Regions from separate parts of the Mus musculus genome. Here region 2 is linked to region 1. The links are chromatin loops, found by intact Hi-C in ENCODE. Cell type or tissue: heart. All regions are shown on one strand. Each heading gives the region's core, and the rest is flanking DNA. Links, peaks and the distances in the headings are about the cores only.

Region 1 (6,387 bases), core at 934-5,933:
TGGATGAAGGCACGACTAATACACACATGCAAACACCCACACATATGCACAATAAATATCATAAAATTAACTTTGAGGAAAGTCTGTCTATTTGATATTTTAGGATGTAGACCAACTTCAATATTCTGCCCTAATGTCAAGCCATGAAGAGAGGAAGAAGGTTTTTGTTTTGTTCTTTTGGTTTCCTTCTTTCTTCTTTTGTTTCTTTCTTTCTTCCTTCCTTCCTTCCTTCCTTCCTTCCTTCCTTCCTTCCTTCCTTCCTTCCTTCCTTCCTTCCTTCCTTCCTTTCTCTCTCTCTCTCTCTCTCTCTCTCTCTCTTTCTTTTTTTGTGTGAAACTTAAGACCATTATTCAAACAGAAGATTTAAAAATAAATATTCTAGTACACCCAATCTGAAAACCACTAACAGAACGCTTCCTTGTTGAGGTAGTATGGTAGGACTAGATGGAAATGGTTTTTGCTTTCTGTAATTAAATCGTGTTTCCATAAGCTAAGAAATATGTTCACATTCAGTGACAGCCCTGATGCTCAGGAGACAAACAGCTCCACCCTGAGCACAGCACAGCTGTGTTCCTCCCGGCAACATTCCCACATCTTGTGCTAGGACTGCATGTACCATTTGAACAGCACGTAGTGTTTTCAGGACCAAGGAAGGAGTGAACGAAATTCAACACCTGTGAACTTTTCCAGCAACACTTGGTGCTCATTTATATGTCATCATTTTGAATTGTTTAGGTCATTTTACAGCCAGAAGACTTTAATGTTGAGAAACTTCTCATGTGATGAGTCATGACCCAGAATTTAAGAACAGAAAAGATTTGGAGAGAAATGATACAGCCAAGACTGCTTGTGTGAAGGACAGAATAAGAAACTGAAGGACAGAATTAATGATGATAATAATGATGATGATGATGATAACAATAACAGTCTTTGTCGCAGTGAGAAACAGAGAACAAGCTTCAGAAATCCAGAGTAGAAGGGTACAAGAAAAGAGGAAAAACAGTTGTACAAAATAAAGCAAGCAGAACTTAGGGTGAACTGCTCTGTCCTTTGGTAGTGTGTGCCACTTCCACAAGTAAATCACAGACAACCACTCAATTCTGTGGGAGCCTGTGTAAGAAAACTGTGAATATATGGTGATCTATGGATGGAAGGGAGTGCAGAATGCTGGTCCCACTAGGTGGCCTTCTAAAAAGAATTACATGAAGTATGATAAGTGGATGCCCTTAAAAGCCAGGACACGAAGTGGTATTTTGTTGTTGTTTTTATGTTTGTTTGTTTGTTTGTTTGTTTGTTTTTGGTCAACAAGGAAGAGAAGAAAAGAAACAAGATAATTAATAACAATATAAATAATTCTAAACCAATTCACTGATCAAGCTTCTATTATAAATCTAATCAGAGCTTAAAAATCTCAAATGATACTAGTACTAAATGGTGCCTAACTTGTTAGTGATTTTGCACTGCAGTTAAGGTAGGAGAATTCAAACTGTCTGACTTACCTGCAAGTAGTATTCACACTGATAAGGCTTCTCTCCACTGTGAGTTCTTTTGTGCTTTTTCATGTGATATTTCTGTATGAATCTCATAGCATATTCATCACAGCGAAATGGTTTTCACCTAGTACGTGATTAAAAAAAAACATTGTAAAATCATGGACTGTTTTGCCAAAAGAAATTTTTAACATAAACCAAAAGTCTGCCATTAAAAAAAGCCAGGACATGAAAGGAATGCCCTGGCATTTCCACATTATCTTTGTGGAAAGGAAAAGGCTCAGGAGGAATGTCTTTTACATGACTAAAGTTAATACTCACAAGACATAACACCATGTGTATTCCCGAACAGTACCTTTGTTTGCTAAAGCTACCCACAGACATCTTTCTCATGTATTGCTTGCTTCAGTCCTAACATGAGAACTGCTTGTTTCTACTGCTCATGTGCTCCAATACCTCCAGCTCCATCATTCCCTCATTCAGATCTGTAGCATTTCCTTTGATCTGTGGAGACTCAGTCTCACTGGTTGAGGTGGGTGGGCACAGTTGTACCTTCAAAGCCAGCCTGTGCCCTCATGAGCCTTGAATCCATTGCAGATTTTTCCAAGACTGTGATACCTCAAATTGTTTTGTCAGGCCAGAGAGCGATGGGGAGCTCACATTTCAGAGAGAATTTATTATTTAAAGGTGGACGTTCTTAGGATCCTGAGATCAGGGTACTTTGCTGTGTAAACTGTCTCAATTTGCCCTGCCACAGTCGCTGGGTAAGTGAAATTCTAGAGCAGTCATTCTCAATCCATGAGAATAGCAATTGTCCCCTTTGAGGAGTGAATGTTCCTTTCACAGGAGTTGTATAAGACCATCGGGAAACACAGGTATTACGTTTTGATTCATAACAGTAGCAAATTCACAGTTATGAAAAGAACAACAAAAATAATCTTATGTTTTGGGGTCACCACAGCAAATGGACCTGTGTTAAAGTGTTGCAGCATTAGGAAGGCTGAGAATCACTGTATTAGAGAACCCAGGAAGACTAGACAGACACAGGCTGGAGGATTTGGGGAGAAGAGGAGAAGAATGCCCTTAGGTTTGGACATTCTCAGGGAGAAAATAAAATAAAAAGCGTGTCTCAGTGCTGAGCCTGAGCCAGGTGTGGCTATGAAGCCTCCTGTTACCCTTAGTGGCTGTAGACAGTATCCTGAGGTGCTAGGGCTGCTCATGATATCTGTAGCAGCACCCTGCTAGTGGCGTGCTTATTCCGTGGTACGCCTTGGAAGTCCGTAGCCATGGACCTTGTACTAATTTGCATTCTGTGGATCTCTCACTGCACTGGGAAAAAAGATCTCAGCCATCCCAGGGAGAGGGAATCTGGGAAATTCTCCAAGTGTGAGGGAATTCGCAGTCCTATGCAAACCTAGCTGTGGCCAGTAGAGGGCTCTCATCTGCAAGAAAGAAAATTATCTCTGGATGACATCAGACCCTAGTCCAACACAGACATCAGCAACAGACATCTGCAAGCTCTGCTGACCATCACCTGATCATGTAGTCTGCATTCTTGTCTCCAGGGACTCAAAAAAACATTTTACAACTCCAATTTTGTGCTTTTATCCCTGGTATTTTGGTTTCTCGCACTTCCTATACAGTTATAAGAGATACACACACACACACACACACACACACACACACACACACACACACATGTATATGTGATATATGTATATATATATATATCCTCTGCATGCTTTCTGTCCCCTTTGATCTACATTTTGCAGTGGCTTTTGAGAAAATGCTATTATATTTCTTTTTTAAAAAAGATTTATTTACTTATTTAATGTGAGCACATGGTTGTCTTTATTTTTTATTAGATAATTTCTTCATTTACGTTTCAAATGCTATCCCCCAAAGCCCCCTATACTCTCCCCTCACCCTGCTCCCAAACCCATACACACCTACTTACTGGCCCTGGCTTTCCCCTGTACTGGGGCATATAATCTTCGCAAGAGCAAGAGCCTCCCCTCTCATTGATGGCCAACTAGGCCATCCTCAGCTATATATGCAGCTAGAGACACAGCTCTGGGAGGTACTGGTTAGTTCATATTGTTGTTCCTCCTATAGGGTTGCAGACCACTTTAGCATCTTGGGTACTTTCTCTAGCTCCTTCATTATTATTAGATGGCCCTGTGCTCCATCTAATAGATGACTGTGAGAATCCACTTCTGTATTTGCTAGGCACTGGCATAGTCTGACAAGAGAAATAGAGAGAGAGAGAGAGAGAGAGAGAGAGAGAGAGAGAGAGAGAGAGAGAGAGAGAGCTATCTCAGGGTTCTGTCAGCAAAATCTTTCTGGCATATGCAATAGTTTCTGGGTTTGGTGGTTGTATATGGGATGAATCCCCGGGAGGGGCATTCTCTGAATGGTCCTTCCTTCTGTCTCAGCTCAGAACTTTGTTTCTGTAACTCCTTCCATGGATATTTGTTCCCCATTCTAAGAAGGAGTGAAGTATCCACACTTGGGTCTTCCTTTTTGATTTTCATGTGTCTTGCAAATTGGATCTTGGATATTCTAAGTTTCTGAGCTAATATCCACTTTTCAGTGAGTGTATATCATGTGTGTTCATTTGTGACTGGGTTACCTCATTAAGGATAATATCCTCCAGATCCATCCATTTGCCTAAGAATTTCATGAATTCATTGTTTTTAATAGCTGAGTAGTACTCCATTGTGTAAATGCACCACATTTTCTGTATCCATTCCTCTGTTGAGGGACATCTGGTTCTTCCAGTTTCTGGCTATTATAAATAAGCCTGCTATGAACATAGTGGAGCACGCGTCCTTATTACACGGTGGAATATTTTCTGGGTATAAGCCCAGGAGAGGAATTGCTGGATCTTCTGGGAGTACTACATCCAATTTTCTGAGGAAACATTAGACTGATTACCACAGTGGTTGTACAAGCTTGCAATCCCACCAGCAATGGAGGAGTGTTCCTCTTTCTCTACATCCTCACCAGCATCTGCTGTCACATGAATTTTTGATCTTAGCCATTCTGACTTGTGTGAGGTGGAATGTCAGGGTTGTTTTGACTTGCATTTTCCTAATGATTAAGAATGTTGAACATTTTTTTCAGGTGCTTTTCAGCCCTTCTGTATTTCTCAGGTGAGAATTCTTGTGTTTAGCTCTGTGCCCCATTTTTTAATGGGGTTATTTGATTTTCTGGAGTCCATCTTCTTGAGTTCTTTATATATATTGGATATTAGTCCCCTATCTGACTTAGGATTGGTAAAGATCCTTTCCCAATCAGTTGGTGGCCTTTTTTGTCTTATTGACAGTGTCTTTTGCGTTACAGAAGCTTTGCAATTTTATGAGGTCCCATTTGTCAATTCTCTTTCTTACAGCACAAGACATTGCTGTCCTATTCAGGAATTTTTCTCCTGTGCTCATATCTTTGAGGCATTTCCCCACTTTCTCCTCTATAAGTTTCTCCTATTTCAGTTTCAGAGTCTCTGGTTTTATGTGGAGTGTTTTGGTCCACTTAGACTTGACCTTAGTACAAGGAGATAAGAATGGATCTATTCGCATTCTTCTACATGACAACTGCCAGTTGTGTCAGCACTATTTGTTGAAAATGCTGTCTTTTTTTTCCACCGGATGGTTTTAGATCTCTTGTTAAAGATCAAGTGACCATGGGTGTGTGGGTTCATTTCTGGGTCTTCGATTCTATTCCATAGGTCTACATGTCTGTTGCTGTACCAGTACCATGCAATTTTTAGCACAAGTGTTCTGTAGTACAGCTTGAGGTCAGGTATGGTGATTCCACCAGAGGTTCTTTTATTGTTGAGAATAGTTTTTGCTATCCTAGGTTTTTTGTTATTCCAGAGGAATTTGCAGATTGCCCTTTCTAATTCACTGAAGGATTGAGTTGGAATTTTGATGGAGATTGCATTGAATCTGTAGATTGCTTTTGGCAAGATAGCCATATTTACTATATTGATCCTGCCAGTCCATGAGCATGGGAGATCTTTCCATATTCTGAGATCTTCTTTGATTTCTTTCTTCAGAGTCTTGAAGTTCTTACCATACAGATCTTTCACTTCTTAGTTAGAGTCACACAAAGGTATTTTATATTATTTGTGACTATTGTTTTTTTCCTTTTTTAATTAATTTAGGTATTTTCTTCATTTACATTTCCAATGCTACCTTGAAAGCCCCCCAAACCCTCCCCACTCCCCTCCCCCCCCAAACTCCCACTTCATGGCCCTGGTGTTCCCCTATACTGAGGGATATTAAGTTTGCAAGACCAATGGTCCTCTCTTTCAATTGATGGCCGACTAGGTCATCTTCTGATACATATGCAGCTAGAGACACAAGCTCTGGGGGGTACTGGTTAGTTCATATTGTTGTTCCACCTATAGGGTTGCAGACCCCTTTAGCTCCTTGGGTACTTTCTCTAGCTCCTCCATTGGGGGCTCTGTGATCCATCCAATAGCTGACTCTGAGCATCCTCTTCTGTGTTTGCTAGGCCCCGGCTTAGCCTCACAAGAGACAGCTATATCAGGGTTCTTTCAGTGAATTCTTGCTAGTGTGTGCAATGGTGTCAGCTTGGGGGCTGATTATGGGATGGATCCCCGGGTATGGCAGTCTCTAGATGGTCCATCCTTTCATCACAGCTGCAATCTTTATCTCTGTAACTCCTTCCATGGATATTTTGTTCCCAAGTCTAAGAAGGAGCAAAGTGTCCACACTTTTGTCTTAGTTCTTCTTGAGTTTCATGTGTTTTACAAATTTTATCTTGTATCTTGGGTCTTCTAAGTGTCTGGGATAATATCCACTTATCAGTGAGCACATATCATGTGAGTTCTTTTGTGATTGGGTTACCTCACTCAGGATGATGCCCTCCA
Region 2 (6,387 bases), core at 524-5,523, 140 kb before region 1:
ACAGCCATTGACAGACTTCTCACACTGTATCGTGTAAGCCAATCTAATACACTCTCCTTTAAATATATTCAATCTCTCTGTTCATCTCTTCTCTTCCCTTCCTTTCTTCCTTTCTTCCTTTCTCTTTCTCTTTCTCTTTCTCTTTCTCTTTCTCTTTCTCTTTCTCTTTCTCTTTCTCTTTCTCTCTCTCTTTCTCTCTCTCTTTCTCTCTCTCTTTCTCTCTCTCTTTCTCTCTCTCTTTCTCTCTCTCTCTCTCTTCTTTCTCTCTTTCTTTCTTTCTTTCTTTCTTTCTTTCTTTCTTTCTTTCTTTCTCTTTTAGGAAACCATGACTAATAAAGAAATGAAAAATAATGAGATAAAATTTGAATATTGATGAAACAACATAAAACAAAACTGGAGAGAGAGCCTATGTTCATGGATTGGAAAAACAAATACTAAAACATATTATCTAAAGAATCTACAGTTTCAATGTAATTCTCCTCGAAATGCAAAGGACAGTTTTCCCAAACCTGAAAAGGAAGGAAAAACTCACAATACCAAAATTCACATGCTACCATCAAACACCCACCATACGGAGCCCAATCTTGAGTGTAAGAATCAAGCTGGACCATCATAAGAATCAATATAAAAAATAGAGCACAACAACATCAAAATGTTTTGGACTTGACATAAGCACACAGACATGTACACAAAAGGAAATGGGACAGACATTCATCTGTGTGTTTAAACGTAATTTAATTTTTTGTTCTTTAAATACATATTTTTATTTTTTATGTTGTAGGGGTGAATGTACTTTGGACTAGGAGTATGTTATGATCAAGCTATAGTGGGGACTTATTCATTAATTTTTAAATTATTTTAATTATATTTTTAATGAAAATAGTTTTTTCTTTTCTTTTCTTTTTAATATTTTTTATTAGGTATTTTTCTCAATTACATTTTCAATGCTATCCCAAAAGTCCCCCATACCCTCCCCCCCCCCACTCCCCTACCCACCTATTCCCACTTTTTGGCCCTGGCGTTCCCCTGTACTGGGGCATATAAAGTTTGCATGTCCAATGGGCCTCTCTTTCCAGTGATGGCCGACTAGGCCATCTTTTGATACTTATGCAGCTACAGTCAAGAGCTCTAGGGTACTGGTTAGTTCATAATGTTGTTGCACTTATAGGGTTGCAGATCTCTTTAGCTCCTTGGATACTTTCTCTAGCTCCTCCATTGTGGGCCCTGTGATCCATCCAATAGCTGACTGTGAGCATCCACTTATGTGTTTGCTAGGACCCGGCATAGTCTCACAAGGGACAGCTATATCAGGGTCCTTTCAGCAAACTCTTGCTAGTGAATTATCTTAGTCAGGGTTTCTATTCCTGCACAAACATCATGACCAAGAAGCAAGTTGGGGAGGAAAGGGTTTATTCGGCTTACACTTCCATGCTGCTGTTCATCACCAAAGGAAGTCAGGACTGGAACTCAAACAGGTCAGGGAGCAGGAGCTGATGCAGAGGCCATGGAGGGATGTTCTTTACTAGCTTGCCTCTCCTGGCTTGCTCAGCCTGCTCTCTTATCGAACCAAGACTACCAGTCCAGAGATGGTCCCACCCACAAGGGGCCTTTCCCCCTGGATCACTAATTGAGAAAATGCCTTACAGCTGGATCTCATGGAGGCATTTCCTCAACTGAAGCTCCTTTCTCTGTGGTAACTCCAGCTGTGTCAAGTTGACACAAAACTAGCCAGTACAATTGACCCCTTGTCAACTTGGCACACAAACACATCACTAGTAAGCCTCAACCCTTACATTTTTATTCATCCCCAAGGTCTAAATAACGTTAAACATCCCACATTCTTTACATATTCTTAAAATTTCAATCTCTTTAAAATATCCATCTCTTTTAAAATCCAAAGTCTTTTTACAATTAAGTCTCTTAACTGTGGGCTCCACTAAAATATTTTCTTCCTTCAAGAGGGAAAATATCAGGGCACAGTCACAATCAAAAGCAAAAATCAATCTCCAACCTTCCAATGTCTGGGATCCAACTCATGATCTTCTGGGCTCCTCCAAGGGCTTGGGTCACTTCTCCAGCCATACCCTTTGTAGCACACGAGTCGTCCTCTAGGCTCCCGATGCCTGTACTCCACTGCTGCTGCTGCTCTTGGTGGTCATCTCATGGTACTGGCATCTCCAAAACACTGCATGACCCCTTCAGGCCTGGGCCTTCAATTGCAACTGAGGCTGCACCTTCACCAATGGCCTTCCATGGCCTCTCACAGTGTCGAGCCTCAGCTGCTCTTCGTGACACCTTCATGCCTTCAAAACCAGTACCACCTGGGTGACCCTTACATATTACCAAGTCCTGCTGCAGCAGGAGTACAACCTTAGCTATCTCTGGAACACAGCCTCTTTGTGCTTTCAGAAAACACTTCCCAGAAGATGTCACCTCAATGATGCTGGTCTCTTCTTAATCACTGCTAATTTCTTAGCTCCAGCTAACCAGCATCAATAGTCCCAGTAATGCCAAGTTTTTGCTTTAGTAGTTCTGGTGTCTTGTTAATCACAGCTGATTCTTCAGCCCCAGCTAACCAGAACCACAGAATCTTCACAATCAAAACAGCAATGGCCCTGAAAAGAGTCTTTAATTTTCCCTCTGAAATTTCACAAACCAGACCTCCATCTTCTGCACTGTTCTCAACATTATCTTCCAAGCTCCTACACAACATCTGACAGAGCTCTTAACAACGAATGGATCTTCAAACCCAAAATTCCAAAGTCCTTCCACAGTCCTCCCCAAAACATGGTCAGGTTGTCAGAGGAATACCCCACTCTGCTGGTACCAATTTGTCTTAGTCAGGGTGTCTATTCCTGCACAAACATCATGACCAAGAAGCAAGTTGGGGAGGAAAGGGTTTATTCGGCTTACACTTCCATGCTGCTGTTCATCACCAAAGGAAGTCAGGACTGGAACTCAAACAGGCCAGGGAACAGGAGCTGATGCAGAGGCCATGGAGGGATGTTCTTTACTAGCTTGCCTCTCCTGGCTTCAGCTCCTTGGGTACTTTCTCTAGCTCCTCCATTGTGGGCCCTGTGTTCCATCCAATAGATGACTGTGAGCATCCACTTCTGCCAGAGGCAGGCACTGGCATAGCCTCACAAGAGACAGCTATATCAGGGTCCTTTCAGCAAATTCTTGCTGGCATATGCAATAGTGTCTGTGTTTGGTGGCTGATTATGGGATGGACTTTTGGGTGGAGCAGTATCTGGATGGTCCATCCTTTCGTCTCAGCTCCAATCTTTATCTCTGTAACTCCTTCCATGGGTATTTTGTTCCCAATTCTAAGGAGGGGTGAAGTATCCACACTTGGTTCTCCTTCTTGAGTTTCATGTGTTTTGCCCCCAATCCCAGAACACCAGAGAGTCTAACAATACTGCACATGCCTCAGTTTCCCCTTAATTAGTGGCAAGTGGGTGGTTGATTTCATTTTTCACCACTAGATGGAAGAGCAGGGAACAGAGGTCCCGGAAGCCTCTTCCTCAGAAAGTAGTTTTCATTAAGTCAAAAGTCGACTTTTGTGGAGTGTAGCACAGAATCCACCCATGCTTCCTGTTCAGCAAAATCTACCAGACAGCTTCAAGAGGAGGCCTGCCACAAGGTGGCCCTAGTTCTCTTCCTCTGGCTGATCAGGCAGAAGCTTGTCAAACACCCTTAGGGGGATTATGAGATGGAGTAACTGCTACACAGATTTTGTCAGCAACCTTCTCAGTGTGTGTCCTCTAGGTTTTTGGGTGAGATCGGTATACATATAAGGCTGGAGGGTTCACAAGATTGGACATAGATATAGAGAAAAAGAGAACACAGCTCCCAACACCAAGGGATGCAGAAGAATTGTAAGCTAGAGCTCCAAGGCTGCTATGAAGGGTGATGTGCTTACTTGTTGGAGAGCTTTAATCACTTGCTTTAGAACCAATAGAACCTGGACTGTCAGCTCCCATTTGTTTTCTGCAGAAGGTTCTCAGAGTAGAAGATAAATCCTTCACAGCCCTAGCAAAGCCCAGCACATTCTGTCTGGCTGTCGGTAACTCCTGATAGTAGGGCTCTCTTCTTCTCTTCTGGACCCTAACACTGAAGCTGGAGGGGGTCTGAGAGAGATCTAGACCTAAGGCAAGCCTCATATTTGACTGCCTTGACCAAACAGACTCTTTCACTAGCCTGTGAGTTGTGCTTGCCTCCCTGACTACGACCCACAGCACTCAGCACCTGCACCTCCATGCCCAAGCTCTGGTCCTGGCACAGTTACTATTCTGCTTTTCCCTTTCATGGACAAGGGTAACTGTCACTTCCTCAGGCCCAGTGCACATGCTCATCTGCCTTCCTTTTGCAATTCTTCCTCTGCCTTCCGGAGTCCTCCCTCTGAGTGGCTGCTTCCTGACCTTCAGGTATCAGGTCCTTCATCTCACCAGAGGTGCCTCCTTGTTGGTGGGATGATAATGGGCCCACACCCAAAACTGAATCTCGTATCATGCTAATTTACTGTAGTGCACACCATGCTCACTAGGGGCTAGAAATCCTTTCTGCAAAGAGCCAGATGTTTGGTCCTATTCGACTCAGCCCTGTATGGACCTTATATGCAAAATTTTGTTTCAAGGAAAATATAAAGAAAGTATAGTCACTGGGCTGCTGCATAAAGTCTGTCTATGATGGCTCCTTCTTATCCTTAGTGATACGTTGTAAGACTCATGAGTGAACTATTGATAGCACTAATGTGTATGTGTGTATGTATGTGTGTACATGTGTGCACATATAAATTCCATATAAATATCTCCTAACCATGACAGCATATTTCTCAATGGCCTCAGGTGTCTTTTTCCTCCTTTTTTTTTCACATTTTCCCTAACTTTAACATCTCTATATAGTTGTTTTTTTTTTTTTTGAGATTATAATCACACCTTGAAACTTTTGTGTTTACCCTCTGTAGGATTAAGATTGCTGGCCTCTATATCTAAGTACTGACTGCAAACAGCAATTTAATTTTGAGTATTAAGTACGAGTTCTTGTCCAGCCAGTATGGATTGTTATGCCAATATTCTCCACTAAAGTCATAGACAACAACTAGAACAACATGAGCTGGGAAATGGCTTCTGCATTTTATCTCATGATAAACACCTGAAAAATAAAATCAAAGCAGTGGTTGCAGGCTCCAGTGATCTGATGGTGACTACTGCCACTAATAGTAGAAACATTTCTAAGCTTATTAGCATAATCCAAACACCAAATAAGACTTACTGAGATGTTTCATTGTTATCAGGGTTAGGGGTGTAAGCTCTCAAGAAAGTATTTCAGAAATAAAATGTAGCATAAATCCACTGATAGGACGGATACCTGCTTAGATGCCTTATCTAAGATGTAAGAAATCATATCCCTCTATTGGTTTTTACAACATCAGTTCAAACAAATACAATGGAATTCACAATTAGTGGAATCCAGAATCTCTCTTTTTTTTGTGATTCTATATTTTACTTTTTTTATTAGATATTTTCTTTATTTACATTTCAAATATTATCCCCTTTCCTAGTTTTCCCTCCAAAAACCCCAATCCCCTCTCCCTCCCGCTGCTCCCTAACCCACCAACTCCCATTCCTGGTCCTGGCATTCCCCTATACTGTGGCATAGAAACTTCACAGGACCAAGGGCCTCTCTTCCCATAATGACCGACTAGGCCATACTCTGCTACATATATAGCTAGAGCCACAAGTCCCATCATGTGATTTCTTTGATTGGTGGAATAGTTCCAAGGAGCTCTGGGGGTACTGGTTAGTTCATATTTATGTTCCTCCTAGACCTAACTACAGAAGTAATATTTTTATTTAAAATATTAAAGATCTCAACAAATGGAGAAAATCAGGTAAATTAGTGCACATGAAAAATAGCTGTTCTGCACAAACTATTTCACAAAATAGAAGTAAAAGGTACTCTACCCAACTCATTTTATGAAGCCACTATTACTCTGATACCTAAACCACAGAAAGATCCAACAAAGATAGAGAACTTCAGACCAATTTCTCTTATGAATATCGATGCAAAAATCCTCAATAAAATTCTCGCTAACCGAATCCAAGAACACATTAAAGCAATCATCCATCCTGACCAAGTAGGTTTTATTCCAGGGATGCAGGGATGGTTTAATATACGAAAATCCATCAATGTAATCCATTATATAAACAAACTCAAAGACAAAAACCACATGATCATCTCGTTAGATGCAGAAAAAGCATTTGACAAGATCCAACACCCATTCATGATAAAAGTTTTGGAAAGATCAGGAATTCAAGGCCCATACCTAAACATGATAAAAGCAATCTACAGCAAACCAGTAGCCAACATCAAAGTAAATGGAGA

The links. Peaks named below come from ENCODE experiments on the same cell type or tissue, not always from the same donor. Only the 100,000 strongest peaks of a DNase experiment are listed, where the experiment ranks them.
Region 2: a loop joins it to region 1, with 5 times the contacts of the local background. A loop is called at or near these places in 4 of 42 quality-filtered maps.

Annotation. Positions count from the first base shown.
Region 1 is chr13:60,961,318-60,967,704 of GRCm38, forward strand. It overlaps Gm40976 (a long non-coding RNA gene), which reads right to left and starts at 1,611. Exons shown (of 3, transcript XR_873564.1): 1 at 1,500-1,611. In heart, for the core only: CTCF peaks have their summits at 2,854 and 3,053; no DNase peak of the experiment used is centred there.
Region 2 is chr13:60,822,609-60,828,995 of GRCm38, forward strand. No RefSeq gene overlaps it. Among named protein-coding and RNA genes, the nearest start is that of Ctsll3, 23 kb to the left of the region's middle. In heart, for the core only: a CTCF peak has its summit at 3,625 (motif pointing right); a DNase peak (open chromatin) is centred at 3,633.